2 separate regions of the Mus musculus genome follow, and region 1 is linked to region 2. A link is a loop called in an ENCODE intact Hi-C map of the cell type or tissue named here. Cell type or tissue: heart. All regions are shown on one strand. Each heading gives the region's core, and the rest is flanking DNA. Links, peaks and the distances in the headings are about the cores only. Region 1 has its middle 21 kb from the start of A330032P22Rik. Region 2 overlaps Plekhg1 (pleckstrin homology domain containing, family G (with RhoGef domain) member 1).

Evidence for each region. A loop is a pair of places that touch in the nucleus more often than their neighbours do. Peaks named below come from ENCODE experiments on the same cell type or tissue, not always from the same donor. Only the 100,000 strongest peaks of a DNase experiment are listed, where the experiment ranks them.
Region 1: a loop joins it to region 2, with 2.4 times the contacts of the local background. A loop is called at or near these places in 3 of 42 quality-filtered maps.

The regions. Positions count from the first base shown.
Region 1 is chr10:3,688,841-3,705,330 of GRCm38, forward strand. No RefSeq gene overlaps it. Among named protein-coding and RNA genes, the nearest start is that of A330032P22Rik, 21 kb to the right of the region's middle. In heart, for the core only: no CTCF peak of the experiment used is centred there; DNase peaks (open chromatin) are centred at 6,841, 8,341 and 8,891; H3K27ac peaks cover 867 bases.
Region 2 is chr10:3,934,747-3,951,236 of GRCm38, forward strand. Plekhg1 (pleckstrin homology domain containing, family G (with RhoGef domain) member 1) reads left to right here. Exons shown (of 17, transcript NM_001159942.1): 8 at 3,104-3,235; 9 at 5,423-5,605; 10 at 5,692-5,787; 11 at 5,888-5,980; 12 at 11,145-11,178; 13 at 12,774-12,857; 14 at 14,921-14,959. It also overlaps the pseudogene Gm16148. Among named protein-coding and RNA genes, the nearest start is that of Mthfd1l, 30 kb to the right of the region's middle. In heart, for the core only: a CTCF peak has its summit at 9,335 (motif pointing left); a DNase peak (open chromatin) is centred at 6,565; H3K27ac peaks cover 666 bases.

The sequences.
Region 1 (16,490 bases), core at 4,986-12,985, 250 kb before region 2:
CAAAAAAAAAACAAAAAACCTGGAAGATCGTTAGGCAAGAATGCAAGAGGTCAACCAGATTCCTCAATGCCATACCAATACAATGAGAATGGCCAACAGAACGCCAGGTTTTTGACTCATAGTTTAGAGTTCCTTTTCCCACAGTAAAACCAGTCTTCCCAAGAAGGAATACCACCAAGAACAGTTGTTTTGATCTCTTTAACAGTGCTTGAAATTCAAGGCTTTTTCGTGAACTATTGGCTATGCCACTCACAAGGCCACCAAAGCAGGATCACTTCAATGGGTAAAGCCCAACTCGTTCTACTAAGAGAGTGGTTCTCAACCTTCCTAATGATGCACCCCCACCCTTTAATATAGGTTTTTGTGTTGTGTTGATCCCCAACCATAAAATTATTTTTTCTGTTCTTTCATAGCTATAATTTTGCTACTGTTAAAAAAATCATAATGTAAATATCTGTGTTTTCTGATGGTCTTAGGCGTCCTTTGTGAAGGGGTTGCTCAACCCCCAAAGGAGTCACAACTCATAGATTGAGAACCACTACACTAAAAGTTCCAGACTCATAGCAGCTGTGGGAGCTTGCAGAGCAGGCAAAGGCTTTCTTCAACTCTAGAATCTCTAGTAATTTCACGGACCCCTGTCCACAATCTCTCTTCAGCTTCAAGAACAGTGATGAATGTAGCTATTTCTAAACACTTTTTATTTTGGTCTAATTTCCTATGAGATCAAAGGAAATCATTTCGTTCTTTTCTCTATTCTTCCTGGAGTTAAACTATTGGCAGGACATGACTATCATGAAGGTTATCTGCCCTTGTTTTAGCCAGCACCTGGTCTTCCTGTGTCTCTCACCTTTGCTCTGGTCCCTGCTGGTAAGCTTTAGCACACACTTGACATTTGACATCACCCTTTGTGGTGGCTAGTTTTATGTCTAGTCTTAAATCAGCTTGAAAAACAAACTAGAGATATCTGAAAGAAAAGAACCTCAACTGAAAAACTACCTTCTCCATAAGATGGTGCTGTAAGGCATTTTCTCTATTAGTAATCAACGGGGAAGGGCCCATTGCATTGTGGGTGGTTCTACCCCTGGACTGTTGGTCCTGGGTTTTATAAGAAAGCAGGCTGAGCAAGCCATGGGGAGCAAACCAGTAAGCAGCAACCCTCCTCCCAGTACTATGGCCCCTGCATCAGCTTCTGCCTCCAGGTTTTTGCCCTGTTTCAGTTCCTGTCCTGACTTCCTTCAATAATGAGTAGCAATATGGAAGTGTAAACTGAATAAACCCTTCTCTTCCCAACTTGGTTTTTGATCATGGTGGTTCATCCCAGCAATAGAAACTAAGGCACCACTTCTTAAAACCAGACTGCTGAGCCCCATTGGAACCTCATAAGCAAAAGATGATATAAAGAGTTGATATTCAAGAGACTACTTCAAAAGACTGTAGAGGAAGCACTTGTAGTACCGATATTAAAAGATTATAACCTAGTTGAAGTGACAAAATTAAGACCCATGAATTAGAGAACTCTGAAGTGAGAGTATAATCCATCTTTGCAAATAGCTTCCAATAAACATATAAGATAGAACTATAGAGTTCCATCTTAGCAAATAACTTATAAACATAGAGTCCATTTCAAGAAATAATGTATAAACATATAACATAGAAAAAGAATCCATCTAGTGAATAGCTTACCATAAACACCAACAACTTGACAAGTGTAACTAATTCTGATATCTATTGTCCCAACTTCTGCTTTGAACTTGTCCCTGCCTTCTCCACATTTGTTATTCTTGTCTCAGCTCTACAGGTTAACCACCACACCACCACTACCCACTTCCACCAAAGTCAGTGATGGACATGTTTGCTTTTGGTAGTCTGGAAATTGGCAAGTGCTTTCCAGTAAGACAAGGCAGTGAGGAATGGTGTAAATACTTCAATTGCATTACAGGTTGAATGGGCTTTTGTGAAATGACTATTTATAATCATGTCTTTGGAAAGGCTGTTCTGATTCTGAGTACAAAATGACCTGTTTCGGATGAAATTTCAGAGCACAGACCCTTCCTTTAGCTGAGAACACTCAAAAAAAAAAAAAAAAAGCACTCAGGAAGTGTGGCCTGCCAGTTTCCCTGATGTTCTTTGTACTCATTGAAAAGAATAAAGTATGGACAGGGTGGTCAACAAAGCATGATGGGGTTCATTTTCCTAGAGACAGTTTCTCTCATGAGCAAGAAGATCAAAAACATTTCAAGAGAAGCAAGAATGCAACAGACTGGCTTTCTGTATGCTCACAGCACTTGGGACCAAAAGACAAACAATAGTATTAGCCTAACCTGAATTTAGAATGTATACAATTCATACTTCAGAGGTTGCTGAATGACAGATTTAGAGCCAGCTTTAAGGATGAGCAATTCCCAGCGTGGTTTTTCTGGCATTATTCAGGCATAGCCATTGGACCTGTGACAACCTGGGAGGTAGTTAGAACTGCAGATAGTTGACTCACCCCCAGAATCTTTACAATCAGACTCAGTATCTCGGGCTTCAGCAAGTTTCCCAAATGATGTTTATGCACCTGAGAGAAGGGGGACTAGGCTTGTCTTCCTTCTCCAAACACAGTAGAAACAACAGTTGTGTGGCTCCTGGAGAGAGGTACCTTAACAGGTTGTGATGGGTAGTGGTTTGGCCAAGCTTAGGGCTGAATACCGACCAAGAACTCCATGGCTATAAAACGAGTAAATCCAGTTTGTCTCCATGTAGCTCCTGTGTCTTCTTCTTCAATATAATAAAGTTATATAATAGTTTGATTAAGCCACCACAGTGAACTACAGGCTGAGTTGTGTCATCTCAGAATTCATGGGTTGAAGTCATAGCCTCCAGGATCCTTTCTGTGAGATCATGTTTAGAGACAAGGTCATTAAAGGGGTAATTGAGTTAAAATGAAGTCAGTAGTATGAGCACTCACACAATATGGCTGGGTCCCTCAAAGAACAGAGCAGGAGGACACAGGCACACACAGAGGATGGCCTTCTAGAGAGAGAAGAAGACACTCATTGAGAGAGGAGGGAGGCTTAGGAAAAACCAACTCTGATGTCTCCTAACTTCGTGACCTTGAGGAAAAATTCCTGATATTTGAGCACCCCAGAGTCTTTCCATCATAATTTGTGGCACTTCATTGTGGCAGCCACAACAGGCTAACACAAGGCCCCATCTTGTTCCACCCCAGAGCTTTGTACAAAGCTCTGCCCAGACTGATTGCTAAGCTCCTACAGTCACAGTATCATTGACTATTCCAGAGGGAATATCTAATGAATTATTTTCTTATGGGTCATTTGTATAGAGCACCTGAACCCAGTCCTGACTCTGGTAAGACAATTGTATACCCTGCTGTCTCTCTGGGAATGGGGACTTGACAGGCCAAGAGCAGCAATGGTCTATCAGCCCAACACCCTAGATCCCAGGCTTCACCTGTTACCACAAACTATTTTCTATATGTCTGCTACAACGCCCTTTTAAGCTCACTGTGTTACATGTAGCATGGACATAATAACAATTTCTACATTGACAATTCTCTTACCCATGTGGACCAGATCAAATAAGATAGCATGTATAAGAACTATAAGTCTGTTATAAATAGAAAATGGATATGTGACTGCATCTGTGACTTTTCTGTGGCTGTGAAAAAATACCATGAAACTCGCTACTTATAAGAGGGAACATGTACTTTAGTTTACAGTTTTGAAGGGATTAGAGGCCATCATGGAAGGATGGAGACATGACAGCAAGAAGTAGGCATGGTGGCAGGTCCAAAACACATCTTTAACTATGGGCATGAAGCAAAGAAAGCAAATTGTGAGACAAGAGCTACAAATTCTAGTCTCCAGTGAGCCATCTTCCTGGGAGACTGCACCACATCACCAAACAGCATTACCAACTGGGAACGAGTGTTCAAACTCAGGAACCTATGGGAGACATTTTCAATTAAACCACTACAGTGGGCTTGTTGTTGTTTGTTTGTTTGTTTATTATCATTATTATTATTAATTATTGCCATCATTAACAAACATCCTAGGGACACATCCAGAGCAGAACAGCAGCTGGAAGTCATTGCAGAGCCTCTACTAAGTCACTTCTTAGAATTCAAGTGCCCCAGATTCAACCTGGCAGCCACACGCCTGGAAATTTGTCAGAGGGTCATGTAACTATGTATTTTTATGATCTGTTAGTCACTACATTGTCTTTACTCAACTTCAGATTGTAAAAGAGGGGGTTGGGTTCCAGAGGGTGGGAAGGAAGTTAGCTTTGGGGGAAAGATGCCAAATTAGGATATTTTCAGCCTGAGGTACCATCAGGTCAGTGAGAGCCATCTTGTAGGCAGCTGAGCACAGAGAATGAGATCTAACTTGTGCTGAGTTTAATTGAATTGAGTGGGAGACATAAAGGATTAACACTGGGTGATGATAAGTTGAGGTTGCCAAACAGATGAAAGGTCTTGGGAGAAGACAGGGAGAAGGATGAAGGCAGATAGTAGATACTTATAGGTCTCCTGGATAAGGAACAGGCACTAAAGAGAGCTTCAGGGTGGTGCAGGCTCAGGCAAAGGAAAGGGCCAAGAACACAGATGTGATTTTAAAATGTTAAAGACATAATTTTACTTTAAAGGCATAGCTATCAATAAGAATTCCATGACCAAAGGAAATATGAGAAGAATGATATAACAACCAACCCAGAGAAGTGACAGATACAGGGACAGAGTCAGGCAGAATGAGACAGAGTCTATGGTGAGAACAAGTTATCATGTGTAACAGACTCCATCTCTCTTGTTTCTTTAATTTGAGACACCACATTATCTCTTCCTCTCTGTTTTAAAATGCTTGTATCGTAGATCAATATGGATACAATTAGATTGAAAACAAAGCCATCCTTATTTCTGAGTTTAGGACATCAGGAAAAACAGCAGCAGCATCAGCATCACATCAAGACTCCTTTCAGCCAGGAAGCACAGCAAACCCTGTGCTAATTGACACCAGACAAAGCAAGAGATGCTCTTGAAAAAAATCACTGTGGAATTTCTACTCAAAGACTTCTATTTAATTCAAACCACATACAACCAATGATGGTGATATCATTAAAATAAATATCCCACATGGCCTGTATCTCTCCCTCCCATAAAACAGCACTGACATCATTTTTGCATATTATATTAATGGCATTTTCTGTATTCTGCTGAAAGGTCGCAATTCTATCAGTAATGAGATTCAGCCCCGAGTCAAGCTGTTCCAAGACACCGCCGCCCATTCCCAAAGCAATCTGGAAGCCAGCCTCCCGGCAGTATAGATCCAAAAAGCAGATGGCTCCTTGGGTGTGAACCCTGAGTTGAAGCAAAAGGAGTCCACTCTAGAATACTCTTGTCCCTGGCACTGTTTCAAGGCCACATAGGTGGACACATGGAAATATATGCTTCTGAGGAGTCTGGGCTTCTTCAGAAAATATGGCAGTAAATCACAAAGGGCCAAAGGGCACAGTTCAGGGCTGAGTTCAGAATCCCCAAGTGCCAACATGATTGTCAATTAATCCTAAAAACCAGACTAAGAAGAATCATGTGCTTAAAGATTAATAGTGTGAAGGTGTTCAATCCAAATCTTGTGGGCATTATGTGGCCTAGAGTAGCTATGAATGCAGCTAACAGAAAATAAAAAAAACTTGCTTAAAACATCATGAAGTGTGTGTGTGTGTGTGTGTGTGTGTGTGTGTACGTTCACACGCGTGTGCGCGCTGGAACATATGTATGATCAATTGCAAGGTTCAGGTAGATAACAACATTGTGTCACAATGTCACAATGTTGCACACACCTGGTAGAGTGAAGAACTAAATTAGCTGTGGCCCTGTCCCCTGCATATCAATGTGGCTTTAAGCAAATTGACAGCCTGTCTATGTCTCTAAGACAAGAAGCTAGTGGCTCTGTCTTCCTGGCATTGGTGGGTGCAAATTATGATTTATTGCACTTAACACTGTGGTCAGAAATGTCACCCAAAATTTTACTGTTAGCAAGGATGTTAATATTGTGCTGAACTCGAATATGTCCTATAAGGACCTGTCTTCCTCTCCTAACGCCTGCTAGGGTAGAAAGAAAGGTGTATTTGGAATGCATTGATCTTGCTGTTTCTCAGACTGAAGGGGGAGTAAGCAGGGGCACAAGGATCCTCGTGGGTTTCTGTTTCTTATTGCAAAATGTGGTTCTGCACAGAGATTCATTTCTGAGCTTGTTCAATGGCCTGTGTTGCTTACCCACGTGCAGCTGCACACCTCTAACTTTTCTATCAAGCACCCTTCTCTGCTTCTCCAACAACTCTCTCGCTCCCGCCTGAGTCAGAAAGGAGTCTGTTGGGTCACTAAGACTCGAGGGCAGATTAATGCGACTTGTTCATCTTCTTTGAGAGGGGAGGGGATTTCATTCTGAATGACAGCACTCGGGAAGGACAGAGGCTCTTTTAATGACTTGATCAGAGGAATGCTAGAGGCAGATACCTGGATTTCAGTAGGGGAATTGACAAAAACTCTCCAAACTCCCATCTGGAGAAATCATATAGCAAAAAAGAGCACAGTTCTATTTATAACCAACTCAATGGCCCTGGCATAGAAAATGCTTAGTAACAGAATAAGGATACAACGGGTTGGTGTCCTTGGATAGGGTCACAGGGCTCTTATCCAGCCTACATCCTGGTCAATGTTTTTATCAATAACTTCAATGACAGCATAGACATCATGCTGGCTGAACAGGCTCTTGGATCGTGGATCTGCAGCTGCTGCTCTTTGATGACCAAAACCATCCCATGCTCTTATTTGGGTTAATAATAGCATGGCCTGGCGGGCCCATCGAGTTTCTGCTCAGCCCAAGGGATGTGCCAGGCAGGCTGCCTACATTACTGCCATAACTACAAAGACTCAGTGTATTCTCTATCGTGATTGAAAAAAATCTGTGCTCAGCATGCTTAGGAAGATTGAAAGGACTCCACAGCCAAGGAGGATGGAAGAACCAATATTTGATGTACTGAGTGCATAGGCTTATAAGACCAGCACTTGAGAGGCTGAAGCAGGAGGTTTTGAAAGTTTAAGGCTACCATTGAGGGACTCATAGCAACCTCATGTTCCAACCAAAAGAAAGCTGCATAAATTTTGTATTTGCCTTTAATAGTCAAGTCACTGTGCTGTACAATGGAGGGAAAATGTCTCTAGCACAATTTCTGGCACTTAGATGCAGAAATATTTGTGGAAAGAGGGAAAAAAAGAGAGAGAGAAGGGAGGGAGGGGCAGATCTGCTTTAATCTGTGTTGGTAATCATGACCAGTGAAGGACATCTGAAGATATTCCGTTTGGCACATGAAGACACCCTGGTCCTCTCCAAATGCTTCAAGGACTGTGTGTAATAAGCATCAAACAGATTTCAATTCAGTGGGAGCTGGAACTTTCTAAAGTAATGAGTACTGTCTGTGCATGCAGGAGGCTGACTTCTGGGCTCACATCATGTCCCTGGGAGTCTTTTAGGCTGTATCAGATCACAGCTCACTGGAGGCAACAGAGAGGAGACCGAGGAAGGACGGGAGAGGCAGAATATGGGAGCCTTTCCTTTGGAAAACTGTCCCAGCAGCATCTCAGAGGCTTTAGACTGAACTTGACAATGTACTGGGAAGCTGAGGTTGGTGGAGTGGGATTGGTGGCTCTATTTTATTAAAGACTACCCCTTTCTATTTCCTATGTAAAAGAATGAGGATCCAATAGATATGCCTTACATTATGCCAAATGCCAGTAAAAGAGTGTTTCATTCTCCGAAGCAACAAGCTAAACAAGCTCAAGCAAGCTTGGGGGGTGGGGGTGGGGGGCGGCTGGGAGAAAACCCTCGAAAGTCCAGCAGGCACTTCTAAAGGACAGAATGAACTTTGTCTGCTGCTGCGAGGCTGAGCCAGATCAGTGAGGGAATGGAAAAAGCGCCCCAACACGAATGTTTATCACCCACACCATCTTGAACGGTTCACAGACGCACATATACAGACTTTCTTACTGGGGTACTTGTGGTGAGGAACTTGAGCTGTATAAAGTATTGTGGGCTTTTTTTTGCTTTCCTTTTAATCTTCAAGGCGATAAACCAGGAAAAGCTTTAGACATCCTCCCAGGAACTGGAATACTAACAATGAAAGCTCACCGAGAGTGCGGGCTGCTTGGTGGTTTCCTAACATTCTCTTTATGCTGCTTCCAGCCCAGGGTCCCTGCCAGATGCAGAACACTTCCCTCATGGCAGCACAAATAGTTTCCATTTCCCAGTTCAGAGCCAGCATCCAAAAGATCCTCTCATTTGAAACTGAATGAAACAAAAGATGGCCCAGAACCCAACTGTAGCCAGGAAACAGAGGAGCCCATGCCAGAAAACCCTGCAGTGTCCCAGAAATCTCCAGGGCCAGAGGGAGGATACACTGCCTATTCTAGGCAAGTAACCATCTTAGAGGATGGTGTTCCAGCTGTTAACCTATCTCAAATGCCTTCAGGGCTTGAGATTCTGTGTAGACACTTGATACTCTTAAGAGAGTGCCCTAGCCTTCTGACTTCTCATTCATCTTTTCAGGACTTCATTAATTCACCCCCTCAGGCACCTGGGTCTTTTTTTTTTATTGCCTTCTTTAATGGTTTTCAACACCGTCCATATATGCATCTTGATCCACTTCATATTGCTATTTCAAAATGTCTAAGGTTTAGCAACTTATAGAAAAAAAGGAACTTTACTTGGTTCCTGATTCTGATGAATCGAGAGTCCCCAAAATGTGATTCTGATACCCTGGCAAATGGTCTGGTTTTGACACAATGTGATGGAGAAGTGCCAAGGGAAATGACCACATGCACAAGGGACAGGCATGTAGGGTGGCCCCATTTCATAACTGCTCTCACGAGAGCTAAGCCATTTTCGCAAGCCCTGATCTATTTCCACAACATAGCACCAATGCACTCACGAGGGCAGAGCCCCTAAGACCCAGTTACCTCTTACTAGGCTTCAACTCTCTCTTTTAGCAAATACATAATTTTGTCCATTATAACCATAATCAAGTTCAGGGGGAGAAAATGTTTTCATATACATCTTCACATTATTTTTATTCCTTATTTGAGAATTTTATGTGAATGATGTATTTGTATCATGTCCACCCCTCCCACCCACTCTCTCCAAATCTCCCCAGGCCCGCCCAACATGTCCCCATACCAACTCTCATCTTCTATATTTTTGAATAACCCCAAAAGCCCAACTAGTGCTGTTCTTGTGTGCATGGGTGGGGCATCTATTGAAGCATGGGCAACCTACCAGTGGTCACATCCTCACAGGAAAGAAAAATGCCTCTCTCTTCAACAGCAGCCATCAACATTTAATAGCTCCTTAGCTAGGAGGGGGAACGAGCCCTCCCGCATTCTGCTGGACTAACTTGATCTAGTGCAGCCCTTACATGAGTAACCACAGCTCCTGTGTGTTCTTAAGAACAGGGTCTCTGTCAGGGTCAGAAGATGACATTCTCTTCTCCCCATCTTCCAGCTCTTATGTTCTTCCCACCCCACTCTTCTGTAATGTCCCCTGTGCCCTGCCTGGGGTTGGAGTTGATCTAGACATCTAGACACTCACAGTCTCTTGTCCCCTGCATTTTTGATCAGCTATTAATCTCTGTGTTGATTGATGCCCACTGCAAAAAGAAGCTTTCCTTTAGTAACTGCTTGTTTCTTTTGTCAAAAGATGAAGGTAAAGTTCAGAGACATGAATCCTGAATTTTAAAAATTATTTTATTTCCAGGATATGTCTATGAAGCAATAGAAATTAATTTTCTCAGTGGGGTCCAGTGTGGTTGGCCCTTTAAGGGCCTTCTTCCTGCAGACATCTGCTTTCTCACTGTGCCCTCAGAGGGTGAAGACAGAAAACAGGACTCTTCTGTGACGTCTAAGGGCATTAATGTTATCCAGTCACAGGTCTCCATCCTTGTGACATCATCTAACCTTTATTATTATAGCAAAGACCCTGTCACCAAATACAATCACATGGGAGAGTAGGTCTTTAACATGAAGATTTTTAGATTAGACATAAAATATTCAGTTCATAATTACTCTCCCTTTAGTTCTCTGCATGTGTCTGTATATGTGTGCATGTGTGTGTGTGTGCACACACATGCACCTGTGTGCACATGCCCCTGTGTATGTAATATCATCAGTTAGAAATACCAAATAACAGGGGCTGTGGAAACTTCAGTGAGTCAAGTGTTTACTTTGTAAACATAAAGACCTAAGTTCAGTACCCACGTGAAAAAAATAAAGAAGGCAGAAGATAGCCCAGGCTTGTAATAAAGCACTGGAGAGCTAGAGACAGGCAGATCTCTGGGGCTCACTTGCTGATGAGCCAGTGACCTTAGCCTACTTAGTGAGTTCTAGGCTTGTGAGAGATCCTGCTGTACACATACCGTAAATCAACATCCCATGAGGTTGTCCTCTGACCTCTACACCCCTCCCCACAAATTCTGGTACCTACCACAGGTGGATAGCTGGATACACTCGCAGGCATCCATGTGCACTTACACACACCAAAACCCCATGAGGTCATCGCTGGGACTCACAAGAGCTTTTGCTTTACTTGAGTCCCTGCTGTCTGTCTCTCTGGTCTGAGATGAGGAGATAAATGAGCTGCTCTGCCACCATAAATCCCCAACACACTATTTGATATGCTTCCTCAGCCTTAATGCTATGCTTTATAATATTGATAGCAAGTGGGCTTTATTTCATTTAATAATATCTTCTGAAAACAATTCAAAAGATATGAATATCTTCCTATCTTGTTCCAAGCAAAGGTGTTGGACATAGCCTACCAAAATGCAGATGGGACAACAAATTTTAAATTAAACTACAGAAGGAAAAAGATATCAGGAAAGAAGATAAAGTCACAAAGAAGGATAAAACATGAAAAATTGACAGAAATACCAAAGCAATTACCAGCGAAAAAGACCAGTTTAGAAGCTGAGCTCCCTAGCAGCAAAAGCAAATTAGGAAAGTAGCCTTATACACTAATGATTTCTAGCAAAAGCATGTTCTTGAATGGGAGGGAGAGGGAAGGAACATAGCTGGCATCTTTTAAGGAGATTATGATCCTAATTAAACGCAGTCCAGCCACAGGATACTGAAACTACAGCTATGACTAATCCCAATATTTTCTTATCATCTTTTTTCCTTTTTGGCATATAGTTGGGGCTCTAGAGTGTTTGTACTCAAAACAACAGCCTAGAGTCCATCTCTAGAGACCTATAAGGAGTTACACACAAATCTATGTTTTCCATGAGCCCAGCCTGGTGTAACAAGTTAATTCTGGTGGTCCACAAATCACCCCCTTTAAAAGATCACACCAAAGTATGGCTGTAAGAATTCTGTCAGGAGAAATGTTCAAACAAAATGCACTAATCCCATTCCCATAGTACACACACACACACACACACACACACACACACACACACACAGCTCAGCACAGAAATCTAACTTAAAGCGGTGCCACTCCCTGGCTAAGCCTCCAATATAAACAGGCTGTAAAATGCATCCATAGGAAGCTACACAAGTTGATTTTTCTATACGTGGGTATTGGAGAGAAGCCAAGTAAACTCCCCATCATCTTTTACATGAACTGCACTTGAGTTATTGATTTTTTTTTTCAAACTCAAACACAGAACTTTACATTGATTCTTGTTTCCATCCGGTGTGCCATCTGATTGGTTGGCCCGTGTCCATGAAGCTAGCTAGCCCCATTTGACCTATGCTCTCAACAGCTGAATTCATAAAGGAGAGGCCCGTCGTCTGAACTTGTGGAACCTGGAGTCGGTCCACTTTCATAAACTGGTAATGAACAACACATTTTCTTAGAGTTTCTTCCTTTCTTCCTGAGTTTAATTCCTTATCTGAAAATTCAGGAATAAAACAACGACAGTAAAGAGCTGCACATTGCTTAGAGACTCTGGGTGTTCCCCAGGGTCAGAGCTGCATCCCAGTCAGCTTCAGGTGTACACACCACACCTCTCCATGAGATAGCTCAGTGACTGCCGGATGTGGCCATAAAGGAGTGACCTCACGTCCAAATTTTCTGCAAAACAGAACTAAACTTTTGTTTTGTTTTGTTTTCCGATACAGGGTTTCTCTGTGTAGCCCTGGCTGTCCTGGCACTCACTTTGTAGACCAGGCTGGTCTCGGACTCAGAAATCCGCCTGCTGAGGTTTTGGTGTATGTTTCCTATTTATAAACATTTCCCTTCAGTCAAAACCAAAATTTACATATTGGATTCCCTATATTTGATGAACACACATGCCCTGTAAAATAGGAAAGTATATTGAATGACCTACTCCAAATCTGTCAGACATAACAGATCTTAGTGCATGTACGTACACTAAACTGGGGAAAGTATGTCAAAGGGCAACAGAACCAGGAATGGGGGGGGTGACGTCACCTTAAGTTTACACGCATGTTGTTTTAATTTTTTAGAATGTAGAAATAAAAAAAGAGGGAACAAAAGGCCTGGAAGCAAAAATATTAAAAACTATATTGACAATTCTGGATGAGGAAAATATGCCTGTAGCACATTTATTTTATCTATTTTTATCTATTTTTAGAACAAAAATATCTATATAAAATATAGGGTATAGATTTTAAAGTAATGAACCGTCTAAACTGAGAATATGTGAGTCCCAAAGAGATAAAGCCATTTTTCTGAGCCACTTTTAATAAAAGTAACACTTCCTTGAAATCATGTAACCACTGAATATGGAGACTGGATTGAAACAGACATGGTGGTCATATCCTCAGTCCACCCACCCACTGCTGGAGGGTGCCACCGGATCCCTTGCCATTCACAGTGCCATCTGTTATACTATTAGTGATGAAACAGGAAATCTGATTTATTTATGGGGGTGGGGGAGCATGAACGGTAGAGCTCCTGCACATCTGGCTAGGACAGCTGCAGAAATAGAGACATATCTAATGGGTCTGAACTACTCGGGAGTCCAATCTTTAAAATAGCACCTGACAAACAAGGCTGGTAGCTCATGAACTGGCTTGGATTCCCCAGTGTGGACTTTGGGGAAAGTCTAAGCTGGCCTTGGGCTCAGCCCAGAAGGATGCTCCCTTCAACACAATCAACTTCCTGGCCCCTGCCTGGAGATAAAGCCATCCTCAAGGAAGGATGCCAACAACAGGAAATCTTAAAATACAAAGGAAACCAACTGTTTACCCCAACGACATTGATCGTCTTAACAAGAGCCACCAGAAGAGAAGTGTCCCCTAAGAGAAGAGTCCTCCAAAATAGGGGGCATCAGAACTGCACCCCTGAGCACCTAAGAGGTGTTTTGGAGATTCTCCGGTATCCATCTGACCACATCATAACTCTATGCCCCCAACAGCTAGATATCAGCATCACTACCCTCTCTAGGCCTCACTTACTTTGACAGCAGCTTTTCACGCTGGGATTTACAGGCCAACACTAAGCATGACATTGTAGTTCTCTTCCTGTGTCTATGCTTAGATGTGAAAATGTAGAGCTAGTTGTTTACTTTGCCTGCTCAGCCTGGATGGCGGGTAAGTCAGAAATGAACAGGTTGACTCTCCAGCAGAGGGACACATCTTTGCTCCGGGCCCTGGTCAGCTCATTTAAACCAATAGTCTCTATACTCCTCCTGGAGTTGGTAGGGTAAGGCTGGACTCTAGCAAAAAAAAAAAAAAAAAAAAAAAAAAAAAAGAAAGAAAGAAAGAAAGAAAGAAAGAAAGAAAGAAAGAAAGAAAGAAAAAGAGACATTTATTCAGTGGGGCCATGTGTGGGGAAGAGGACGGTGATGTTCAGTGACTGCCTGAAGTCTGTCTGCAGGGTCCTGACATGAGGCTTAGGCTTAAAGCTAGGGGAGGCTACAGGTGTGCATAACTAAGCAGTCCCAGAAAAGGCGTGGCCCTGTGCTTATTTGAAGTGTCTTGTCTAAGCTCCAGTTTCTCCTGCAAGGTAGTCTGACAGGCTGTCAGAACTGTGTGACATCTTTTCCAGGAGATAAAAATTCCTCCTCTGGCTGGCATCAGGCACTGGTCTATTCCTTCCTGCCTTAGATTCCTGGGGTAAATTTGAATTTATTGGGGCTTCTATTGGTTTGCTTTCTATTGCTGTAATAAAACATTCTGGCCAAAAGCCACTCAGGGAGGAGGGGTTTATTTGGATTTCCTGTACCAGTCCCACTCAACCACCAGTGAAAGTTGGGGCAAGAGCTCCCTGGTATGTTTCTTGCTACTTTTGTTCCTGTCTCAGCTTCTCTTTCCTGAGTTATGGAAAAGAACGGGAAAGGGTCAGGGGAGTGAGAAACAGGCCCAGACTAGGAGAGCCCAGGAAATGGGGGGGGGGGGGGTGGGGTGGGGCAGTTCCTGATGCATCTCCTAAGCTGTTACTGTATTTTTGAATTCTGAGTTGTGACCTCGTTTTCCAGAGAATATCTCTGTGTGGGTTGTCCATGATTCTCTGGTGGGGTTCCCAACATTTCTAGAGCCAAAGGATCCAGCTAAGTGCTTTCTGTAGTGAGGCATGTCTTGGGGAATTCTTCTAGACTTTTCATATTGCCTTGGTAGACAAGTCTGGACAGACAAGAAAGGCTAAGCCACAGACAACCTCAATGACATCACCTAATGCTGGAGCCATCTTCTGAGCTATGGCTTATTTCCCAGGCCTGGTACCCTTGGTCACTTGATTTTTTTCTAAGCCTTTACCTTTGTTAAACATGTTCTGTTCTTAAAAGACCAGACTTGGACATCTAACCTATCCATGGATTGTTTTTGTTGCTCTCCAAATTCTTTCTGGCTTTAATGTCCCTGAACCAAAAGTAAATTAGCTAAGGACATAAGTGCACCCACATGTGCACACACTCGGACACACAACCCAAGCTCCCCTTATCAAGTGAGCCACCATTACTGTCATACTCACTTGTTCATTTTGTTGTTTGGCCAGAGAAGGGATTCTAATTGCATTTTCTTCAAGCCAAAAGGGCAGAAAGTCAAATGAGCTGATAGGAGACAAAGCCATTTGGACAGGTGAACTCCTTTGGTGCAATATTCGTTGCCATGTTGCTCTATAATAGCCAAGATGGGCTCGGGACTCCTTCCTGGAACCTAATTGATAAGGATGGTTATCCATTACTTCCATGGTCAGGTAAGATTAATTTATATAACTATCCTCTTAGCCCAAGAATCTTCATCTTATAGAGTTCAACTTCACGTTTTTGCAAAAGTGCTTCAAGTCAAGAAAGTTTTCATGGCCCGAAGGCAAGAAATTGTCTTCTTTCATTTCCCAAGATAACAAGACATCCTATAGAAAGGATGATATTAAAGATTTTTTTTCTTTTTCTGAAGCTGTCTTAGTCGGGGTTTCTATTCCTGCAGAAACATCGTGACCAAGAAGCAAGTTGGAAAGGAAAGGGTTTATTCAGCTTACACTTCCATACTGTTTTTCATCACCAAAGGAAGTCAGGACTGGAACTCAAGCAGGTCAGGAAGCAGGAGCTGATGCAGAGGCCATGGAGGGATGTTCCATACTGGCTTGCTCAGCCTGCTCTCTTACAGAACCAAGACTACCAGCCCAGAGATGGTCCCAACCACAAGGGGCCTTTCCCCCTTGATCACTAATTGAGAAAATGCCTTACAGTTGGATCTCATGGAGGCATTACCTCAACTGAAGCTCCTTTCTCTGTGATAACTCCAGCTGTGTCAAGTTGACACAAAACTAGCCAGTACAGAAACTAAACCAAAATCATTCTCTTGGAACTTCCAACCAGGTGCCTCTCTTAATTTAAAGGGTTTGATTTCAAGATCAGAGTAGAGTGTCTCTTTTATGGGATCAGCTTAGTCATCCAATCACTCAGTTAGTACTGCATATCGGCAACCAGGATTGAGAGAGCAAGACAGACTTGCCATGTCAAAGCTTGCAGTACAGAAATGCAACCAACAAAGAATTGAACAACTATTCAATTGGCATTCATTGTTCATGGAAAGTAAAGAGCAAAGAAATGGAAAAGGGTCCACCTGTCATAGGATGGAAGGAAAGGGGATTTTCCAAGCCAAGAGCTCCCTCAGCCAAGGAACCTACAGGTGTAGAGCACTGGAGAGTTAGAGAGTTAAGAAAATGAACCCCTGTGTGTGAGTTTCTTGGGCGTGGCCTCCCCCAAGATTCTTCTGGTTGCTATCCCTGTTAGCATTCTGTACAAACTCTATCCCACAATTACCTGGCAACAGCCAGGTAGACTCCTCCCCACAGTTAACTGGCAACAGCCAGGTAGACTCCTCCCCACAGTTAACTAGCAACAGCCAGGTAAACCTGACCCACTATAAAAGGGACTGCTTGCTTGCCTCCCTTTCTCTTGATCTCTTGATTCTCTTGCTTTCCCCTTCCCATTCCCTCCCCCCACCACCTCCAAGTGTTCATGGCTGGCCTCCA
Region 2 (16,490 bases), core at 4,710-12,709:
ATTTTAATCCAGAGTCCCATTTTATCAGCATGCCTGCTATCTCTCCGATACAGGTACTAATCAGGCCCAACCCTGTCTTGCTTCCAAGCTCAGACAAGACCAGGAGTGTTCGGGGCAGTATAACCATTGAGTGTGTGGTGTCTCTTTTGACAAGACCAGGCGTGTTCGGGGCAGTATAACCATTGACTGTGTGTGGTGTCTCTTTTGAAATGATTCCAGGTTTCTAACTGGGGCAATCATTCTGGTTTGCTAAGTTCACATGTGTAAAACTTTAACAAAAGTTTGTCTGCTTGCTTAAGTCTCTCATCCTTGGGAGGATAGCCTGTCGTCTTCTGAAACCACCCTGAAAAGAATTCCTTAATTTTTAAATTAATTCTAAGGGCCTTCTAGATTTAGTGGGATAAGTTTGCTAAATCAGTGTCCTGACAGTTGTTGAAAAAGGAACACCATCCTGAGAATACATCTCTCCTAAACTGTGTTAATGTGACTTATAAGATATGGTCTTCTAGAGGGTCAGGTAGCCATCAATCAAGGAAAAAACTAAGACCTCAGCTCCTGTAAGTAATCAAGATCCTTACAAGAGCTTAGTTGATATTTATAATTTGATATATGTAGTTTGATTTTTTTTAAAAGATTTACTTATTTATTATATGTAAGTACACTGTAGCTGTCTTCAGACACTCCAGAAGAGGGCGTCAGATCTTGTTACAGATGGTTGTGAGCCACCATGTGGTTGCTGGGATTTGAACGTCAGACCTTCGGAAGAGCAGTCGGGTGCTCTTACCCAACCCACTGAGCCATCTCACCAGCCCCTGTAGTTTGATTTTTACAAATGACTGTTAATGGAGGGGAGAGGGAAGGATGGAAACTGAACCAATTCCAAATTAACTTCTTGTTGCCCTTGAAGCATCTTTGCTTTTACACGTAGCTTAGAACATCCCTCCATAATTCATATCAATTCAGAGCTGAGCCACAGGCACATATTCCCCACGGGACTATCCCCGAGAAGAGATTCATTCTGACCTTAATTTTACAGTACATTTTCCTACAACATTTTAACAGGTGGGCCTGACAGTTTAGGAAGAAAATACAGATCCTGCCCCACAGCCAAGCTAGACAAAAAACCTTGAATATTCAGTGTTTAACAGTGTTACTATGGAGTAGTAAAATTAGTCCTCAGGATTATCCCAAAAGCTCTAGCGTCTGCTCTTTAGATAATTAGGCATGACAGAAGTCATAAAGCACCTAACGACAAATCTCTTACTTCTGTAGATAGAGCATCCTTTAGCATCTGCAAAGGATAGATTCCAGGTCCCTCCAAATACTGAACTCTGGAGATGCTCAAGTCCCTCATACAAATAGCAGAGAATGTCACAATGAAACCTATTACTGTAGGTACTATGTTTTTAAAAATAATAAAATAAAAAAGGGGGGCTAGAGAGATGGCTCAGTGTTTAAGAGCACTGACTGCTCTTCAGTAGGTCCTGAGTTCAAATCCCAGCAACTACATGGTGGCTCACAACCATCTGTAATGAGACCTGACTCTCTCTTCTGGAGTATCTGAAGATAGCTACAGTGTACTTACATATAATAAATAAATAAATAAATAAATAAATAAATCTTAAATGATTAATAATAACAATAATAATGAAATCAGAGAATTGTTTGCAAATAACTTTCCCCATATATGAGACTCTAAATAGCCTCTAGGTTACTGCTATTATCTAATATAATGTAAGTGCCATGTGTTCAGCTATTAAGTTCGCTAGGGAATATAATCTGCATTGATGTATGGGGAACCTATGGATATGAAAGCTCCCTATACTAAGTAAGATTACTCTTTTTAAGAGGTGGTGGCACACGCCTTTAATCCCAGCACTCGGGAGGCAGAGGCAGGCGGATTTCTGAGTTCGAGGCCAGCCTAGTCTACAAAGTGAGTTCCAGGACAGCCAGGACTATACAGAGAAACCCTGTCTCGAAAAACCAAAAAAAAAAAAAAAAAAAGGTATTGCTTCAAACTAGTAAGCATTTATTGAGGCTAGAGATGTAACATAACAGTAGAACACTTTTCTGGACCAAAACTTGGTCTCTACTACCAAAAACAGGAAAAAGAATTTTCTGACACCACTGGCCTGTTAGGCACAGTGGAGAAGATAAGAAAGAAGATAAGACTGGTGGTCTCTCAGTTTGGAATCTTCAGGAGTCTGGGGGCTTAGCAGGAATAAATAATTATAACATGGGTTGAATAGTCTCTCCTCTCCTTGGGATTGTGAAATTCTGTGGTAAGATGTATGACAATGCAAACTGCCCTGATAGTAGTCAGAGAATTTCCTCTTGAACCTTGAACTGTTTCAACACACTGAATGACTGTCAGAGAAGCCCCCTCTCTCTTTTCCTCCCTCCCTTCATTCCTTCTTCTATCTCTCTATCCCTCTTCCATCCTTCACCTCTCTTCTCTGGTGCTGAGGATCAAATACAGGACATACTGAACACATACTCTTATCACTGGGCTCTGAACATGATGTCCCCCACATAGTTCTAAGTACTATTTTTATGTCTGTGTGGGGGTTGGTTGGTTGGTTGGTTGGTTGGTTGGTTGTTTTCTTGACACAGGGTTTCTCTGCGTACCTCTGGCTATCCTGGAACTTGCTCTGTAGACCAGGCTGGCCTCATACTCAGATCTGCCTGTTTCTGCCTCTCAAGTACTGGGATTAAAGGCCTGCATCCACCCCCAACCCCTACCTTCTGGCTAAGTAATATATTTTTAAAAGAGTCTTGTCTTTGAGACTGAGAACTATATTACTGAATGCTCTCTTAAGCCGGCCACCACTGCAACTGCAATATCTTCATGTGACTTACTGAAGCCTCTGTATACTTTATAGTGGAACTGTAAGAAACTTTCATTATTCTTGCCCATTTTGAAATATGCGGTTAGGGTTAAACTTAAGGAATGATGGTGATACATAAATATAGTGTGTGTGTGTGTGTGTGTGTGTGTGTGTGTGTGTGTGTGTGTGTGTGTGAAACCAAACATAGGCAATCCATTTGCCTCACTGAGTACATGAAAAAAATCGAGTAAGAGTTTCTTTTTATTTTTTGAAAGGAAATAGAGAACCACCTTGATAAGGCCACGGAAGGCTACGATGTTGTGCTGGATGCCATAGACACGATGCAGCGAGTGGCCTGGCACATCAATGACATGAAACGGAAGCATGAGCATGCTGTCCGCTTGCAGGTGAGCACACAGTCAGACGACAGCACCAGGCAGATGCTCTGACACGTTGCTGTTTTCCAACATGTCAGATTACAAGGCTGCATAAGTAATGTCCCTCATTTATGATCCTCCCCACCAGGTCTCCCTGAAGATGGGTCAGGACATGAATAATGCCAACCGTCTGTTAGAGTAGCTACATAGGACAACTTTTATTACTTTTCAACTAAGTTTTCTTATAGCTCCTTTGATGAGTCTGAGTAAATATGAGTGTCCCGAGGCTTTATTTTATATATTGACAAATCAATAATTCTTGCTGAAAACAGTTTCCTCTAAACTACTTAAGGACTTCTAAAGCCCCTATTCTCTCTTGCTAGTTTATACAAAATGGTGGTGTACAAGGGAAGTCTTGGGGCAGGCGACTGAATTTCAGGGAGCTGGGGCAGCTCCTTTGTATTTCCCTTGACATGAGTCCCATGCACGTTGTTTCAGTCTCTTCAACTTTAAAATCTGACAGCCCAGTGACAGGCTTGCTAAGGTCCATCCAGCACCAATATGAACCCTAAATTCTCAGGAACTTTTCTCCCCACTCAGGAACTTTTGGTTATGTTCCTGACTCCAAAAAAAAAAAAAAAAAGAAAAAAGAAAAAAAAAAGAAAAAGAAAAAGAACCACTTAAAAAACAAGGGGTTGGAGAGAGGACTTGGTGGTTAGGAACACTTGCTGCTCTTACAAGGGATCCAGGTTCATTTCCCAGCATCCACACAGATGCAGGCTCACACCTGTCCATAGTTCCAGTTCCAGGGGATCTGACACCATGTTAAGACTCCATGAACGCCAGACTCACACATGATATACATACACACGCCAAGGGAGGCAAGACATGCATACACAGAGAATAAAAATAAATCCTAAAGGAGAAAGCACGTGGTCCAGCAGCTCATTCCAAACTTGTTTGGGAGCCTACAAGTAGGACAGAAAGATGCAGAGGGAAGCCATAGCAGAGAGCTCCAGTCAGTGAAGGGTGCACCTTTCTCCTCAGAAGTCAGAAGAAAGTCTAGATTCACCTGCAAACAACCAGAGTTCGGTGTGATGTCACTGCCTCAAGAAACAGCAACATTCTATTTCCAGGTGTTTTTGATGTTGTTGTTCTCTTTGAAGCAGTAACAAAAAATCTTATTGTTCAAGTTTGGTTTTTTTACAAATATAATATCAGACATCTTTTCTATAGTCAAAAACGACCAAATGGCTCATTTTTCATGCTGTCTTGATCTGCGTGACATTCTGAAGATCCCACTAAATCAGACCCTGTCTCAAACTTTATTCATACCATGTCAATTTGTAGCCAACAAAAGTAGTTTTGTTTGTTTGATTTTCTGTTTGGTAGTAAGACGACTCACTTCTTGACCTTTTGGCTAAGGTCAAGTGTGATAGTAAGACGAACCCAGGGACTTGCACAAACTACACATGCCACTGCTGAGCTACACACCCAGCTTCCCAGTGAAGACATTGACCATCTTGTGGCTTTTCTTAAGTAGTACTTGTGAATATCTTCAGTTTTCAAAGTCATTTTAGGCAGCTTCCTTAAAATGTTGATGTGCAACAAATCCTATAGGGCTATCAGCCGTATCACTAATTTAAAATGTTGATGTGCAACAAATCCTAAAGGGCTATCAGCCGTATCACTAATTCGTATTCCCTAAGTCCCATGGAGAGCTCTCAAACAGTAGCAAAGGCCATGTCCTTTCTCAATAAATGAATTCAAAGTTGGGAGAAATCCTGAGAAAATGTCTGTGGTTTTACAAAGGCTTTAGTTTTCAGTTGTGTATGGTGTGGACTCAGTTTGTGAGAGAACATCCTGAAGTTGGACATTGGAGGTTTTATAATCCAAAAAGGAGAGGCTGAGACAGGTTAGAGGAGGAGCCCGTCTAAGATGGCGCTCCATGTTGACTGCCTCGTGAAGCCTTTGAAAGGTCGAGCTGCAGCCACTGCCGCTGGTGGCTATGACTCTGGACCATTCAGGGATGACAATAACCCCCTGGCAATTCAGCAACTAAAAATTCAGTTCCTTTTGGGTGATCCTCGACGGATAGCCTCACCCCATAAACACAGATATGCCAGCCCCCATCCTTGAGATCCAACAACAGGCCACTGAGTGTGCAATGCAGCTTGCCTGGTGTTTCCTTCTGAGAATTTTTTACTTTGTATCCAGGAGATCCAGAGCTTGCTAACCAACTGGGAGGGGCCTGACCTCACCAGCTATGGGGAGCTGGTGCTTGAAGGAACCTTCCGCATCCAGAAGGCCAAAAAGGAGAGGACTCTTTTTCTCCTGGACCAGCTGCTGCTCATCACAAAAAAGAGAGATGACACGTTTACATACAAGGCTCACATCCTGGTGGGTCTTCACGGGGTGGCATGCAAGGCCTGGGGGTGGCTCTTTGTGTCCCATGTGTGCCTGATGCACTGTGCTCTCTGCTGCAGTGTGGCAACCTCATGCTTGTAGAGGTCATACCAAAAGAACCGCTCAGCTTCAGTGTCTTCCACTACAAGAACCCCAAGCTTCAGCACACAGTTCAGGTAACAGGGCTACTCCGAGGTCCCCAAAGGGGAGAGGTGTGCTGGACCCAGCCGCCATCTCTGTTGCCTCACTTCTGACAATTTAAATCTCCCATTGCAGGCCAAATCCCAGCAAGACAAACGTCTCTGGGTTCTGCACCTGAAGAGATTAATTCTGGAGAACCACGCAGCAGCAGCAAAGATCCCAGCTAAGGTGAGAGAGAAACGTCAGCCAGCACACCATAATGTAGAAAGGACCCAGGCGGGGGTTTGGGGGGGACACATGGCGGTGTGGGGTCTGACGAGGAAATAAGGCCTAGCTTCACAATGGAGCCTGAAATCCCAGCACTGAGGAGGCTGAGTCAGGAGGCTGGCCAAGTCTGCAATAAGGCATTTCAGAGGTTATATTGACATATAGACAAAAGAGAGTCAGTGGCACCCACTAGAGATTTAGGGGTGGAGATACACACATATATATAAAATAAGGAAGCTTATAGAGAATAGAAACTAAACTACTGGGAATCACTGCCACCCCCCATTCCCTACCCCCATCCCCCTGTGTTGGGTCCCGTGGGAACAGTGGAAAACCAAGCCCAGTTTGGCGGGAAAGGAATTTACCAGCAGAGAGCCAGCTGCCCGCCTAACCCAGATCTGTTTGTCGGCCATGGGGAAACAATAGCGTTGAAAGCCAGGTGGCCCCGGGGAGGGGGGGTGGGGTGGGGGGGTGGCAAAAGGACAAAGTGTTCAGGTCTAGCCAGTAAGGGCAGGAAGGAAAATACCTCCTGCTTTCTTGAAGGGTGAGGAATGTCCTTCTGAAGTTGGGGAGGGGGAAGGGCGGAACTAGGCTGAGACAACAAAGTCACAAAAACACAAGTGACACCCTGTTTGCCAAACACAGCTGGTGTTGGGACAGGAGGACCAGGAAATGGGGCAGGAATGCGGCTGGGGAAGTAGTCTAGGGAGCAGAACACAAGGCGCAGATGCAAAGCAGGTCACCCAGGCAAAGGGAACAGAAGTCACCTCTGACATTGTGCTTGAGTTGCGGGAAGACCTCTGGGTTGGGAGTTAGCCAGACTGGCTCACAGAGGTGGCCTAACTGGTTAGATGGGAGTGGAGGAGCATCTGGCCGGTGAATGGAGGTGGAAATTCAGGTTCTGGCAGCCCAGGATTAGGAGAGGCAGTGACTGAGGCCCTAAGGCTTGACAGGGCTAAGGCCCACAAGAATGTATAAAGGAAACAAGGTTGCCCCTTGCTCTGAGGAGACTGGGAGGGGTAATGGGGGAAGGGGCTTGTAATGTGGGGAAGCAAGGGGGAGGGGGAGGGGCTTCGATCGAGATGTAAAGTGAATTTTAAAAAAATTATTAGGGAAAAAAAGAGGAGTCTTAGGAATCTCAGCAAGTCACCTGCTGGGGGAGGGGCACCTGGAAGACCAGAGAGAACAGCAGAAACCCAGTAAAGAGCAGGAAGGGACAGCTGGTGAGGAAGGAGGGGACAGAAGAACCTCCACCTTGAGAGGGCAAAACAGATGCAGAGTGTGGGTTCGACAACTGGGATTTTTGCAATGGGTTGAAAGAAATTAGAGAACAGACTGGTACCGACTGCCCCACCCCCAAAGTTCAAAAAGATGCAGTTTAGAGAAAACTCATCAAAGCAAAGCTCACTATCTGGGTGGAAAACACAATATAGGTTTCTGAGTTGTCTGGGGAGACTAAGAGGCAGGATGCAACAGGATGCAGAAGAGCAGTTTGTCAAGGGAGGTGGAAGGAATGGGGCCCGTAAGCACAGGGATGGTAGAGAGGAGCCTTGGAAAGAGTCTGGCGGGGAACTGAGGAGAATTAGGAAATCATAAAGGATCAGAGACACTACTGTGAGTGACGACACAGGAAGAGGGTTTGTCCTTGAAAATGGAGAGAGTCAGATTCGATGCAAAGGAAGACGATCCTGTCACTGGAGGTGACTCAGGTCCCATCTGGAAGACGCCAAAGACCTGACTGGGGCTGTGGGACTGCTGTGTGAATCAGTTTGATGGCGTCATAACAAACCACTTAACAACTGCCCTAAGGGAGCATGGCATACAGGAGTTCCTCTGCAGGGAGGGGACAGGTGGAGCTGGGGAACAGAGAACATTGCACACTCATGAGCCTGTAGCTGCAGTGACTATGATTCCAGGCTGAACAGGGGAAAGAGACTTGCAGAAGTCAGCTGGTTCAGTGGGAAACCTGAAATCTGAAGTTGAGGATGGTCCCTGGTACCCTACCTGAGAAGCAGGGCAACGCTGGTGTGTGCATGTTCTGGGATGGCTTTACCATGCTGCTGTGGAGTAGAGGAAACAGTTATTAGAGATGACGTAGCAAAAGTCTAAAAGGGTTGGGTGTGAATGGCCATCTGTGAGGATGGTGGGATGTCTGTGATGGGACCAGGAGGAGAGAAGTAGAACAGGAAGTGACATCAGGGTCATAGAGTGGTACTGATGGGGAAAATCAGAAGAAATTCTGGGAAAGGAAAGATTTGTCTTTGCCTTTGGTTGGTTGGTTGGCTGGTTGAGACAGGGTCTCACTATATATATAACCCAGGCAAGCCTTGAACTTGGAACGCCCCCTGCTTTGGCCTCCTAAGTGCTGGGATCATATGTGTTTTGAAAAGACATCCAGGCTGGCCTCTAGGATCTGTGCAGAGAGGTGTGTGCTCAAGTGTGAGTTTTACTTTTTCAACCACTGTGCAATACAAGGGAACTCACGCAGAGCCGCGATCACCTTCTCCTGTGGTTACTCAGGCTGGACCCTTCTGCATGAGACATTGATATGCCCCGCCTACTGGTCCCAAGAATCCTGGGAAAATCCAATTGCTTAACAAGATTCTGAAAGGCTAGTTACCGAATGAGACCGCTCACTTTGCCTGTCTTCTTCCTTCCATCCTACATATTCCTGATGGCTCTCCCTTGATGTGTAAAACAGTTAAAACCGCCACAATAAAATTATTCCTTTCACCCTAGTTATTAGTCCACTTAGAATCTAAAATGGATTTTAATTTACAGCGTATTAATGTATTAACACATAACCATAGTGGTAAGTATACTGTATTCTTACTTCACACTCAGTAAAATACCTCGGAGACAGGTCCTGTTCTTCCTCTGATAGAGAAGTAAAAGCAAGAGTCAGAAACAGGAAGTCCACTGTCCACATTTTACAACCAGTGCATGGCCTAATTCAGATTCAAACCCAAACATCTGGCCTCAAGGAACCTCTAAACCGTATTTTCCCCACTAGAAAGGAAAGCGGACTTAATATACTCTATCCACTGAAATGTTAAAAATAATTCTTTTGCTCTATTTAAGTAGGGTTATTAAATGAAGGGTTTTTTTTAAAGGTCTTTCATCAAGACTACTCAATTGTTTTCTTAAGGCCTTCCAAATGTGTTTATTTCTGTGAAATCAAACAAATGTCTAATGGGGCACTTTAAACAACAAACGTGTATACCCCATCTTGTAATGTCAACACAGTGGCCGATGGGTCACTGAATTCTGCCAGCCTCCACCCAGACCTCTAGCTCCCGAGTGGTCCTTGGCTGACACCTAGTGGACAACGTGGAAAGAATTCTTTTCTGAAATAATTTGTAAGACTTAAGGGGATTAAGCTTTCTTATGGAATAGCTTTGTAAAGGAGTTTCTTGGAACTTGTCACATGCCCCATTTATATTCATAGTGTGCAAACTGAGCCACATTAATTGAGCGTAAAGATGAAGGGAGTGCTTCCATGTGTCAAGTGTTAAAATGGAACTAGAAAACCACTTTCCAGAGATTAAGCTGTCATTTGAGTTTGAAATTAACTCCAGCTATAACCTCAGTATATAGTAAGAAGATAAGTATACGAACTAGGTGACTATATTCCTCAAAATTAAAGTGACTGTTAATGTTTTCTTTCCTGTCTGCACCTCCATTTTTAATTTTTTTAATTAAGCGTGATTACCATTCAGCCCAAGTAGTTTTTCCATGATACCAGATTGCAGCAAATTAGAAATAAAATCATTTTAGTTAATATAATGTAGTGTATGTAGATCAAATTATAGTAGCCTTGGGGAAAACGTAAACAGCGTTGGAGAGAAAGGAACATCCCCTCAGCTGACTCTCCCCTACATCAGCTGCTAGCTTGATGGAGTAAGACAACCCAGTCTATTTCCAAGCATTAGCAACATGTGGCCACAGTAACAACAAAGCATTCTGGGTAGAAATGCTAAGTGTGGAGAGAGGAAGCCTCAAGGCATCAGGCTCTATTCCCCAGAAGGGTAGAGACAGGGGCTGTGGCTGTGCCTGTCAATTGATGCTAATGGTACTGGGAAAGGTAGGTCCTGCTGTCCCACCCTATAGCTGAGAGAGCACATCCCAAGAGGTGAGAGAGCTGCCCCACGGGTTGCGATTAGACACAAATGATTGACCTGCAACTGTACATAGTGGGCTTGGGTTGTTTTTGGTTTTGTTTTTACTCGCCTAAACAATACAGAATAAAACTATCTGTAAGGCCTTTACTAACTGTTGGGTGTTATAAGTAATCTAGAGCCAATTTAAAATTTATAGGAAGCCATGTACAAGCTCGGTATAAGTTATGTATCTCTCTATAAAGACTTGGGTACCACCATCTCGTTTGCTGTTGAGATACCCTGACGAAAGAAGCAGTTTGGGGAGGACGGGTTTATTTCAGCTCACCGTTCCAGGTTACACTCCATCCTAACTGGAACATCAAGGCAGGAACGTGAAGCCACTAGTCACATTCTATCCAGAGTCCAGAGCAGAGAGAAATTAATGTCTGTGGGCTACAACTGAGCTCTCTGCCTCTGGTGTAGTTTAGGACACAACCCCAGGGTTGTGACCCATACCAAATGGTCTTCCCATACAGGTTAACAAAAGTAAGATACCCACCCCCGGATACACCTACAGGCCAACTTGATCTATGCCCGAGGTTCTCAACCTGTAAGCTGAGACCCTTTTGGGGGTCAAATGACCCTTTCACAGGGGTCAGAAATCAGATATCCTGCATACCAGATATTTACAATATGATTCTAACAGTAGCAAAATTATAGTTATGAAGTAGCAAAAAAAAATTATGGTTGAAGTGGTCACCTCAGCATAAAGGACTGTATTAAAGGGTTGAGTGTTGAGACTCTCTTCCCAAGTAAGACTAAACTGTGTCAAAATCACTGTTAAAACTAACCATCAAGTCTTTGCTGTATTGTACCTAGGATAATCTTCGAATCTCCTAAACTTTGTATTAATGCCCAAAAGAAATAGTAAGGGTTTTGTTTTTCTTCTAGCATCCATTTATTTAGGTATGGTAGATCTCTGTCATACTTGTTCACTAGTTGTCTTTACATTTTCTCTGTTTCAGGCCAAGCAAGCGATTCTTGAAATGGACGCCATCCGTGAGTTGTTGTTGTTTTGTGTTGTTGTTTCCTTAGCGTTCTTTTTTTTTTTTTAAGCAGACTTAATTCATTTATTTTTCTTGTATAAAAACCTTTATGTGGCCGGGCATGGTGGCGCATACCTTTAATCCTAGCACTTGGGAGGCAGAGGCAGGCAGATTTCTGAGTTCGAGGCCAGCCTAGTCTACAGAGTGAGTTCTAGGACAGCCAGGGCTACACAGAGAAACCCTGTCTCGAAAAGCCAAAAACAAACAAACAAACAAACAAACAAACCTTATGTGGTAGCCACAGCTGGAGCCTGGGTCCTCTGAACAGAGACTCTGGTGTGGGTTTTCACAAGATGATCAGTGAACTCCTGATAAGGAGACTTGGTGAAGACAGTCTCTTTCCAGAGGTCAGGGTCAGATAGCTATAAAGTCTTGGAGATGGCATCAAAGATGGCCTTGGCAAAGTTGCCCAGGGTGGCAGTGCAGCCTCTGGCTGAAGTGTAGCAGTCATCTATACCAGCCATCATCAGTAGTTTCTTGGGCACAGGAGCAGAGACAATGCCAGTGCCTCTGGGGGCAGGAATGAGATGCACCAGCACAGAGCCACAGCGGCCTGTCACCTTGCATGGAACAGTGTGGGGCTTTGCCAATCTTGTCCTTCAGTAGCCTCTCCGCACAGGGACAATGGAAAGCTTGGCCAAGACAATGGCCGCTCGGATGGCAGTGGCAACCTCCTTAGAGCACTTAACACCAAGACCAATATGACCATTGTAGTCCCCAATGGCAACAAATGCCTTGAACCTGGTCTGCTGGCCAGCCCGAGTCTGCTTCTGCACTGGCATGATTTTCAGAACCTCATCCTTTAGGGAAGCACCCAGGAAGAAGTCAATGATCTCAGACTCCTTAGTGGGCAAGGAGAACAGGTAGATCTCCTCCAAGGACTTGATCTTCATGTCCTTAACCAGGTGGCCCAGCTAAGTGACAGGGATCTACTCCTTGTCTTCAGCTTTACCGCCACGAGCCCCTCGGCCTCCACCACGGCCCCGGCCTGGACCACGGCCCCGGCCCCGGCCCCTAAGACCGCTGCTGAATCCTCCGCGGAAGCCGCTGCGGCCTCCTAACCCTAGGCCCTCGGTCCTCTGGACCCTCCCGCTGTGAGGAAGAAGAAATTCCGTAGCATTCTTTGAGACACTGTTGTTCATTTGTGACCATTCCATTCTCTATCTCAAAGCTCATACATTGTCATTTATAAGACACTAGCAGCAGTTCACTCCACCTTAGCAGCTGGAGCAGAAGTGACACTCGTTCATTTCTGCTTTGAGTCTCTGGTTTGCCTGAGGGGCAGTGGATGGCTAGCCACACTTCTAGGTTTTTACAGATCCTAACACTGTCAGAACTGCCTCCATGAAGAACTCAGGCACTAGACCATCAATGCATTTATCCCTTTACCTACCTGTTAAAAACAAGCAAAAGTCCCTTTTGATTATTTATAAGAACCGCTAACAGTTGAGAATTACTGGTGTTTCTGACGTAGCACAAAATCCTGAAAATGCCAGCCACCCTGCGTGGTCACCATCCCCTCACTTGCTCCTGTGGTTCTCTTGGCAGACTATCCAGGCTTCTGTTACAGTCCTGAGGGAGAGATGAAGACACCATGTGGTTCTGCACCCCATCGGCTGAGACGGAAGTCAGGTAAGCGGGATGCGGTCATCTACTGTAATGCAGAGAGGAGCAGGAAGTGAGTGCTTTCTTACTGATAGGCATTTTCTGGCTGCTTGTCATTTGAATACATCTAAAGCTACCTTTAAATAGATAACAAAACAAAACAAAAACCCTCTAGCTTTTCTTTTAAATACCTCTCCACTTAACTCTCTCAGTGAATATAAAATATGTCAATCAGCCAGGTATGATGGCCCATGCCTTTTGTCCCAGGCAGAGGCAGGCAGAGCTCAATGAATTGGATGCCAGTCTAATAGTATATAGTAAGTTCTGGGCCAGACAGATCTCCACAGTGAGACTGTCTCAGATGGATGGATGGATGGATGGGTGGATGGATGGATGGATGGATGGATTGGATAATTAATAGAAAGATAGATAGATAGATAGATAGATAGATAGATAGATAGATAGATAGATACATAGATACATAGATAGATACATAGATACATAGATACATAGATAGATACATAGATAGATACATAGATAGATACATAGATAGATAGATACATAGATAGATAGATACATAGATAGATAGATACATAGATAGATAGATAGACTTCATACAGTTCCTTGCCATTGACAAATACCCCCTTAAGCCCTGTTTGCTGTCACTGGTGGAAAGTAAACCTTATGACTAACACACACAGCATACTCATGCCTACCATTTTGATATGTGTAAGTATTCCCTTAACTCTCAGATCCTGGTTTTATATGATATTTACTAAGCCCACTTTCCCTTGGTATAGGCAAGGAATGCCAGGGTAGATAACAGCTACGATTTCTGCTTTTAAGACCCACTCTGTGAGGAAGAACCAAAAAAATTATTTTAAGTAATAAATAAACACCAGTCTGTTTGATAAGGCTTTGGCATGTGTAGAAAAGAGAGTGGAAAGACACAGAAGAGAGAGAAAGTCTAGGAAGAAGAAAGACTTCACAGAGCCAAAGGCTGATTGATACCCATGACAGAATGTGAGGCTGAGGCAGGTAGAGCTGGGATCATCCATGCACCGGTCTAGGACCTGAGCCAACAGGGCCTCAGGACAGACAGGTCATGTCAGCAGCTCCACCTGGCTGGAGTGAGGGAAGGAGCAGAAGTGGAAATGAGGATAGAGGGCTGCAGATCAGAGCCTGGTCATGAAGGCTCAGCAGGCCATGGACAAATATGAAGGAGATAGCAAGGCGAGGGAGACCCGGAGCACAGCGGCCATGGTAGGCTGGAGAAGTGACAGAGGCCTGGTGACTTGCACCAGGCTTAGGATGCAGAATGGTAGCTCACTAAAAGCTTTTCGGAGCAGGGTGGGGAAGTGGGGAGGTGGGGAGGACATGAGGGAACAGTGAGGGGTGCAGAGAAACTGTAATGGCATAGTGGTCACTAGCTTGATAACTGAGAAGAAATACAGGTGAAAGTTCAAGAGGAAAATGTGAGCTCTGACTGAAAAGTGCGAGTTGGCGGTATCTGAAGCACGAGTGCACTGTGCAGCTTAGAACAGAAAAGTGCCAGTCGCCAGCTGAGAAAGAGGCGGCAGTGGGAGCTGAGGGAGTCCTTCTAGTGTGTGCTGGGTTGGTACAATAGCACCTGCTCTTCTCTTCTGGGACTCCTGACCCTTTCCACCTTATCCAACCACTTCAGCAGGGTGAATGGCTGGTACCCAAGTATCTCTGACCACTGATTATTTGGATAAATTAAACAGAGCGTTTCTACAGCTCAGGGATAGGGATGTTGCTTCATTGATAGTGTGCTTGCCTTTGTGCATAACAAAGCCCGGAGTTACTTCTCCAGCTCTACATCCATGGGGCTCCAGTCTGTAATCTTTCAGGTCTGCAGTCTCTGCACTCAGGAAATGGAGGCAGGAGCATTGCGAGTTCAAGGTCATCCTCAGCTACTAAGCAAGTTCAAGGCCAGCCTGAGATGCATGAGAACCTGTCTAAAACAAAAGGGAACATTTCCAGAGCTCTTAAAACGTCAATAAGCTACTAATTTATTTATGAGGGGAAATATTGATTTGCAAATGATGGTGGCTTTGTTCTCTCCTCAGAACCTTCCTCGAGATCACACAAAGTGTTGAAGACCAGCGGTAAGTCCAAAAATCGAGCTACATTTTCACTCTTGTTGGTTCTCAGTCAAACCATAATAACAGAAGATTGCGTGTTAGATGCATTGTAGATTGGTGGACTTTTTGCCAGACTGCAGGAAAATTAAATATTTCGGTAAGCAAAAGTGTCTTGATGCAAACAGTCAATTGATGCAACCTGATCTCACAGACATAAAGTTACCATCTGTCTTAGTCAGGGTTTCTATTCCTGCACAAACATCATGACCAAGAAGCAAGTTGGGGAGGTAAGGGTTTATTCAACTTACACTTCCATGTTGCTGTTCATCACCAAAAGAAGTCAGGACTAGAACTCAAGCAGGTCAGGAAGCAGGAGCTGATGCAGAGGCCATCGAAGGATATCACTTACTGGCTTGCTTCCTCTGGCTTGCTCAACTTGCTCTCTTTATAGAACCAAAACTACCAGCCCAGAGATGGTCCCACCCACAAGGGGCCTTTCCCCCTTGATCACTACTTGAGAAAATGCCTTACAGTTGGATCTCATGGAGGCATTTACTCAACTGAAGCTCCTTTCTCTGTGATAACTCCAGCTGTGTCAAGTTGACACAAAACTAGCCAGTACACCATCTATCAGGAAAAAAGAAATACTACCAATAAAAACAAGAGGAAAAAGACCCTTAAATGTATGTATGTATATATGTATGTATGTATACATGTATGTATGTATGTATGTATGTATGTATGTAATATATATGCTTTATATGTCTACACATATATATATACCCCGGCTTCACAGAATAAACAAAGTGCCAATGAAATTTAAAGTTTACAAAGTCATCTGCATCGGTACTTAGAAAATAAAACTATTCATTTAAATGAGAGAAATGGAGACAAGGAAGCTTATGAATTTGACTGAAAGATACTGCAAAACTCTTGGGGGGAGGATAAATTTTTATAGCTTCTTCCTAAGCAAAATTTCATAATTCCCATGTAAGTTCAAAGTGGAAATTTTCCCTTGACTCAACAATCTGACCTCTAGGCCCATATAGACTGATCAGCAAGTGTGACTAGAACCCTGCCTGAACTCTTCACAAGTCGGAAGGGCAAATTCTCAAGGAACTAGGCCTTGGTATGGCAGAGGTCAGGTCCCATTCCACGTGCTCAGAGCACCTGGTACCACTCCTGTGTTCCTCCTGGTATAGAACATTAACTGCAGAAATTATCACAACTCCTGGATAGACCACCACGCACTACATAATAGTCTCCTCTGCCTCATAGCAAGTTCAAGGCCAGCCTGAGATACACCAGACCCTGCGTAAAAACAAAAAGAAAGAGTATTTCTTCTTCCTTTTGCATAAAGATGTCTAGCTCTTTTTAATTTTATGCATATCAGTGTTTGCCTACATGTATGTCTATGTGAGGGTGTTGGAACCCCTTGAATGGAGTTACAGACAGTTATGAACTGCCATGGGAGTGACGGGAATCGAACCTGGATCCTCTAGAAGAGTAACCAATGCCCTGAACCACTGAGCCCTCCCTCCAGCCCTCTCTAGAA